Linked DNA regions of Mus musculus: all the other regions are linked to region 3. The links are chromatin loops, found by intact Hi-C in ENCODE. Cell type or tissue: heart. All regions are shown on one strand.

What was found. Hi-C counts contacts between places; a loop is a spot of excess contacts. Peaks named below come from ENCODE experiments on the same cell type or tissue, not always from the same donor. Only the 100,000 strongest peaks of a DNase experiment are listed, where the experiment ranks them.
Region 1: it touches region 3 in a loop (5-fold over the local background); 3 of 42 quality-filtered maps call a loop at or near these places.
Region 2: a loop joins it to region 3, with 7 times the contacts of the local background. A loop is called at or near these places in 4 of 42 quality-filtered maps.

The regions. Positions count from the first base shown.
Region 1 is chr3:25,652,177-25,654,676 of GRCm38, forward strand. All of the region lies in intron 3 of Nlgn1 (neuroligin 1), which reads right to left. Among named protein-coding and RNA genes, the nearest start is that of Nlgn1, 500 kb to the right of the region's middle. In heart, a CTCF peak has its summit at 979 (motif pointing right); no DNase peak of the experiment used is centred here.
Region 2 is chr3:26,094,397-26,096,896 of GRCm38, forward strand. The region is part of intron 2 of Nlgn1 (neuroligin 1); the gene reads right to left. Among named protein-coding and RNA genes, the nearest start is that of Nlgn1, 58 kb to the right of the region's middle. In heart, a CTCF peak has its summit at 1,343; no DNase peak of the experiment used is centred here.
Region 3 is chr3:26,152,509-26,155,008 of GRCm38, forward strand. It overlaps Nlgn1 (neuroligin 1), which reads right to left and starts at 1,478. Exons shown (of 6, transcript NM_001357096.1): 1 at 757-1,478. In heart, a CTCF peak has its summit at 1,509; no DNase peak of the experiment used is centred here; H3K4me3 peaks cover 1,564 bases.

The DNA.
Region 1 (2,500 bases), 500 kb before region 3:
AGATGTGTGTGCCTGTGTGCATGCAGTACGTGTACATGTTCATGTGCATGTGAAGGTGTTTGAGTATGTCTGCATATAAAGGCCAGATGACACTATCAGGTATCTTCCTCTATTGTTTAATATCTTATTATTTGAGAAATCATCTCTCCATGAACTAGGTACACACCTATTTTTATGTATGATGCTGAGAGCTCATGCCTGCTCTAGAAAATGCTCAAGAGGTTTCCCGTACCCAAAAATTCTAAGCACAGGAATTTTTCACAGTATGACATTTTGAGCACTGATACAATACCAGATGTGCGCATTGCACACAAACCTTGATATATACATAAAGTATTAAAATAATGCACAAATTAACCTTGTGTTTGTATTTTATGTGATAACCACAAAAGATTAAATTTTGTGTGAGAACTGTAATGTATTCCTCTGAATATGTATATATATATATATATATATATATATATATATATATATATATACATGTATTCAGCCAAAATCCTGATTTAATGTGACATTTTCTTTTACCTTTTTGATTTTTTTGTGAATTTCTTATCATATATCCCAATCCCACTCATCTGTTCCCTCCACAAAGAAAACAAAAAATACAAATGAACAAATAAATAATCTCACTGTGAAAGCTCTGATGTGCCATGATATGTCAAATAGTATACCCTTTACTTGTATACTCTTTACTATACAGCTTAACTTGTAAATGTTGATTGCTATGAGTCATTGGTCAGATTTGGCTTCCTAAATTATCAATACTGGATCCTCAATGGAACTCTTCTCAGATATCTTGCTGTTTCCCTGTGTCATGGAGATCCTGCAGCTCTGGATCCGTAGGACCAGCCCTGCAGGATATGCTCTGCAATTCATAGATTAGGTGCATGTTGGGTGTGCCAACTCAAAGCCTGAGTTGGGTGGAATCTGAGCTTGGGTAGAAACTGAGCCAGGCAGTTCACTAGATCTCCTGTACTTGAACCACCAGAGGGAGCTCTCCAGCACTGACCTCACTAGCTTACCCATGCAGCTGGCATGGGGCAGACCCAGCTTTCCAGCTCTCACACTCTTGGGGCTTCTCTCACATGTTCACATCACAAGAGCTCATTCTACCGTGCTGCCCCGGTGAAGTGTCGTGCCCACACTCCTGAGTTCTGTACTGATGATGGATGGAGCAGGCTTTGTTTAGCCATATGACATCAACATAGCCCCAGGCAGCAGCCCAGAGTGACCATATTACTGCTAGACAAGGTCCTTGACAAGAGTATGGCCAGGACCTCACTGCGACCTCAGGAGGCAGCACTTCTGACTCACATCAAGCTGCTTCTCACCTCCATCCACATCTCTTGGCCCTCTTCTCTTCATTGCACACACACCATTTTGTGTCTCTTTGTCTTCCTTCTCTCCACCACTTCATTGCTCATCTTAGTGGTACCCTAGCCTCTGGATGCTATGACATGCCTTAGTGACAGTCTATTCTTCTTTAGAACAAGTCTACTTCCTTTTTTAGCATCCAGGGAACATGTTATACTAGCCTAATGGAATAACTATGCTTTTAATTACTCTCAGGCAAATTTCAGAGACTTGACTTATGTCAACATGAGGTTTATAGCTAATTTACAGGATAGGCTACTGCACTCTGTATTCTAGTTTTTAACACATGACACAATGGCTGTTCTGGTGTTCCAATTACTAGGATCTCATTTTAAGATGCTATATCCAGGCAATATTCAGTGGTAATCCATCAACTTCTGAGATTTTATTTTTCTCTTGTAGAGCAATCATATCAGATTTTGCTTAGCTTAATGATTCTTTTTCGGTGAACTAGCTAGAAGATGCAAGCATTTTAAAGTTATTTCTATATCACACACTTTTAATTAATTTTGTCGGTAGCAATTTTAAGTATTTTAATTATCTAGACTTGTACCTATTGACCACTGAAGCGAATGCCAGACTTTTATAACCTTAATAGAATCAAAGCAACTACTTATGCAAAGTTTTTGTGTGGTAGTAATTTCATATTGCATGACAATTCTTCTCACACTGGCAACTGGGAAGGCAGAAATGCTTTATCCCTCTAGCTCTGTTCTTTTTTTGGCTAGACCATCCAGAGTGCATTTACCAATCTACTGGCTTTCCTCTGAGTGTAATGACTTTCCTTGTACTCTGTTAAAAATATATCCCCACAAATCAAGGAGGAGCAGATTCCAACTAAGTGGCTGAGAAGATTTACATTCTATTGCTAACCCAGTTATTAGTCTGCTGAAAACCCCATAGCATCCATATAATGAATCCCTCAACTTCCGCAGCCAGCACAATTTTTCTTCCCAATCTCATTGGCTCCCAGCTTTCTGCTTGACCTTTTACAATCTGCGTGCAGCAGAACTTCATTACAACCTTTTAATGATGCACAAATGGCACACAACACCAAGGTCACCGAAGACCCCGAGTGAAAGCTTTTCAAACACTACCCGACTAGATGAGACGGCGTTTACAAGGG
Region 2 (2,500 bases), 58 kb before region 3:
CCGTTATAAACACTGCTTTCCAAGAGGTTATTACCCAGCTGTAAAATGTCTGATTCAGGATCAAATTTGGAAGTGTTAGAAAGAAGTAAAACACAAAACTCCTTTATGAATGAAGCAAAGTACACTGAAAATCACAAATCATATGGAATAATTTTTGAACTTTTTATGTCACAATTTTAGTTTTTATAAATAATACAAGAAAATTAGTCTCAAGAATTTATGGGATTGAAACTCATTTACACCTATGATGAATCTATTTTAGAAAATAACTTCAAGGTAACAACAATATGATTCCAGAATAAATTATATAGCATTCAAATAAATTTTGTTCTTATAACTGTGATTATAGATTATTATAAATATCTAAATTTACCAAGTTGTTGAAGAATGTTTCACTTTAAAAATAACGCTGGGGAGAAAACCTGCATGCACAAACTACAACGATGGAAATGTGAAATGATTATCTGAGTACTCTTCCTCCCTTTCTTCCCTCCCTCCTTCCTTCCTTCCTGCTTGCCTGCCTGCCTGCCTTAGTCCCTTCCTTCCTCCCTCCTTCCCTAGCTCCCTCCCTCCCTTCCTTGTTCAACCCTCTTTCCTCCCTCTCTTTCTTCCTTCCTTCCCTCTGTCCTTCCTTCATTACTTTCTTCCTTCTTTTCTTCCTTGTTTCCTTGCCTCCTATCTTTCTTCCTTCCCTACTTGATTTCATCCTTACTTCCTCCCTCTCTCCCTTCCTTCTTTCCTCCTTTCTTTTCTCCTTCCTTCTTCCCTTTCTTTCTTCTCTCATTCCCTCTTTTTCTCACACAAGTAAATACATTTACTCACATTTCTTGCCTTTCTTTCGCCTCTAATAATACATACATTTATACTAATACACACTGATGTATTTATTTCAGGTAACAATGCATTTTTGTTGTTAAGGAATAAACAGAAAGTTAAAACTCAGGGAAAGAATGAGGGAAATTTTGAGGTACTAGTGTTCTCTAACACTTAAGTAAAGACTGGAAAATTGACTCTACACTTAGAAAGGAAGGGTAAAGAGAGATGTGAACGCTATCCCTGAAGACAAAGCCTTCATGTGTCTCACACTATGAAAACCCTATTTTGCTTGCTTAGCAAAACACTCCATACTTGAGGGTCATTAACAGGTAATGGATAATGGAAGTGACCTAAATAAAAAAAGTTTAAAGTACCAACCTTCAGATTACAACCATATCTCTGTCATTTGATTCTAAAACTAGCTGTATAGCATCTCACAACAACAAAAAAGAAATCACCAAGAAAGCTGGAGAGACAGACAGCCCTTGCTGCTCTTCTGAAGGATCCAAGTGTAGTTCCTCATACCCACACTGGGTGGCTCACAACCACCTACAGCTGGAACCCCTATGCCCTCATCTAGCCTCTTCAGGCACTTGTCTTCCTTTCTGTCTTTGTTCTGGAGAAGACCACATACTTTAGAGTTCCCACTAGGGATCTCTGAACACCCCCATCTACCCCAGCTTCCATCATGCATTTCTAGGACCCCAATACCTTATGCTCACAATTCTGAATTTTCAGTTCTCCAAGAGGACTATTCCAATCCCAGGAACTAATACATGTATATAACACTACTTGGGGTAGAAAATCAAAGATGTTTCTCACTTAAGAGAAAATTTAAGTGTGGTAAATAAAACCAATAGAACTCTACATTGAAGAAGCATGTTAAGGACGTAACTATTAGCTAACACTAGAACCTAAAAAGAAATACCATGGCAGAAGTGATACAGCAGACTAACATGGACATTTAGAAATATGGTAGCATTAAAAAAGAATGATGTTACAAACAAGTTTTAAAGAGGTAGGGTTAATCTAATTGTAAAAGGCCAGTAAGATTTGCCTGGAAGAACAATATCAGGCCACATGATTTCCAAGGCTCTGCAGAGCACTACCATGCTCTCGTCTGTTAAGAAAGCATTTAAATTCCTGTATTGTTTGTCATTCCTGAGCTATGTTCTTACTATTTTGATATATCCTTTTGTTTCTGTGTTCATTATGATCCTATAGCAGACTTACTGCAAAAGTAAAGAAAATCAGATAAGAGTGAGACTGTTTTAGTCAGGTGGTTTAGGCAATCACATTTATTATTTAATTCAATAAATGCCCAGATGCTGGGGAGGGAAGTGGTTTAGCCCACAAAATTCTTGCCTTGTTATGCTGACTTCTACTCCCGAGTTACACATTAAAACAAAGTCATAGTGATATGCACCTGCTATCCAACTGCTGGGGAAGCTGAGAGAGAGAATCCATAGGGCTCATTATCAAATCAGCTTAGCTTTCTTGGTGAGTTCAAGGCTAGTTAGAGACTCCTGACTGCCTCACAAAAAAATAGATAATAGAGATCAATATATGGATAGACTGATAGATAGATAGATAGATAGATAGATAGATAGATAGATAGATAGATAAAAGTAGATGGCATCTGAAGGACAATAATTCTGTGCCCCCTCTCACACACACCCACACA
Region 3 (2,500 bases):
AACTAGGAGTCAGGAGCAGAGGGAAGCAAGCTAAAATCCTAAAGGTGGCTCGATGCCCGATGCCCGGTGCACTCAGCCTGGGCCCTGGGCGGAAATACTGCAAAGAAGCTCATCTAACTCAAGAAAGTTAAGACTGACTGTATTATGCAAAGTCCTAAAAGGCAGTCACAAGATAACCTGAGTGGCAGAATCCTACTTCTTTCTCCAGGACCAGATGCAGCGACTGTAACCCTTTAGTGCCCGACCGAAAGAAGGAGGTGGTGGGGAAAGGCAGAAAGAAACAGAGGGTGGGAACATCGGAGCTTATGAAAAAGGCCATCCTCTTGCTGACTGCATCCCCAGCATTCCCCCAAGAAGCTTAGACAGCCTGGGAAACTGGGCCGAGGCAGCATAATGAAGACCGGAGCTCTCCCCCAACCCCCCAAGCAGGATTTTCTAAAGCACTGGCTGCCTCCTCTCCTTAAAGTATCTCTAAGAGAAAAATCTCCTGGTCCAAGAGGGATCTCCTTACTGAGAGATTTTTTTTTCCCCCCAAGGCAAAGTTGAGAGGCAGAAGGCTGCTTGGCTTCCCCACTGACGCCACAAAACCCAGGTTTTGAAGCTCGGTGCGAGCGGAGAGGTCGCGATGCCTGGGAGATGCGCGAGGTGGGCTTCCAGCCTGCTCGCCCCATTTCTCCGGCGCCGCGTCTGCAACCCCTTCCGCACAGTGATACCCAAACCCGCAGCCCTCTCCCGAGGAAAGAGGCACAAACTTACCCTCAGGAAGACACGTCCACCGAGGGAGCCCCCTCATCTTCCCCCAGTCCTCTTTCCATTATTCAAGGAGACAGTTTTACCAACACTTCCCGTCAAATTCAAGCCGAAACGGTCAAAGTATTTACCAGTTTGCAGATGCTTTCTTTTCAACCTCTGGAACTGGGTAATTCTTGTTTCAGAATTCAAGATGCTTCCTTTATTTATTTATTTTTTTTTTCTTTAAGCAGCCGCAACCCCAGATCCACCTCCCCCTCCCTCGTTATTCACCCACGGACACTTCCTAAACGTGTGGATTGATGCTTTTTTTCTCTCCAGATGCTGCCAGGATCCAGAATCCTGGAGAACCAAAGCCGCATCCGTGTAATTCCTACCATCAGGCAAGAAATACAAACGATCAAACAACGTTACTTCTTTGAGCTGCGATCAGATAATCCTACTAATCCAATAGATTTATCTCGATTGGAAATTGACCTCAAAGATGAATCCCCAGTGCTCGCGTCCAGTAGAACGATTCCGTAGCCCTATCCGGGTTACCGAAGGGCTGTGGTTTCTTTCTTTCCTTTCCTTTTCTTCTTTCCTTCCTGCCTTTTTTAATTTTTTAAAAATCTTTTTGGATTCTGGGTGCACTGCTCGCAAAAGAAAAAAAAGAAAGAAAGAAAAGAAAAAAATGCCGAGGACCCTGGTTTTCCCCTAATACAGGTTTCTACTCCAAATCGGTGCAGAATGAAAAATGATACAAAGGTACCCCTAGTGGCTCGCGGCGATATTGCAGGGAATTCACTTTTTTCCTCCATCCCCTCTTCACCTTTTCCACCCCCTTCTTGGTCCCCTGGCATCTAGGAATAACTTGCTGTTATAGTAACCAGGGTGCTGAACTCCAATCACTACGAGTAAAATGAAGCTGTCTACTAAACAGGTAGGATGGGTTTTGCCTTTTACTGGAAAACTGAAGGTCTTTTCGACATTTAAAGTTTTTCCCCAATAACATTTAGTAGCTAATATGTCAACTTAGGGAAGCACTATGATTTCAAGGAAATATATTTGTTTCCTAAACACCCATAGTTAGCAGTTAGCATGCACATGCGCTCACACACACACACACACACACACACACACACACAATTCTGTTCTTTTGAAATGTATTGTTTCAGAAAACCATTTAACCTTTTGTTTCCTTTGAATAAATATAATAAAGGATTATCTAGATAATATTTTATCATTTGGAATTTTAAAATATCTTCAATTAAATCTACTTTTTATCTGTGTGTATATGCATGCAGAAAGTTGCATGTGCAAGCACATATGCCAGGACCTATGTATGGAAGTCAGAGTATAACTTTCAGGAGTCTCTTCAGCTCCCTCTATTTAATGGACCCTGGGGACCTAAATCACACCTTCAGTTTGATGTCAAGCATTTTTACCCACTGAGCTATCTTGCCAGCTCTCATTTTGGAATGAGATTTATTTGGAATATATGTGTATGTTTATCATTTTACTCATAGATGTTCATGCACCTATGCACATGCTCCCTGTGTGTGCAGATGCCTAAGGAGGGCAGAAGTCATGCCCTAGAGCAAGAGAGATAGGCCTTTGAAAGCCATCCAGCAAGCATACTAAAATTTGGGTTATCTATAAAAGCAGTAAGCACCCTCATTGTGAAGCCATTTCTCCAACCCATTATCTTGGATTTTTTTATGTCTGCTCAGAAAAGCAGGCACAACGTCTGAGTGCAGAGAAAGGGCAA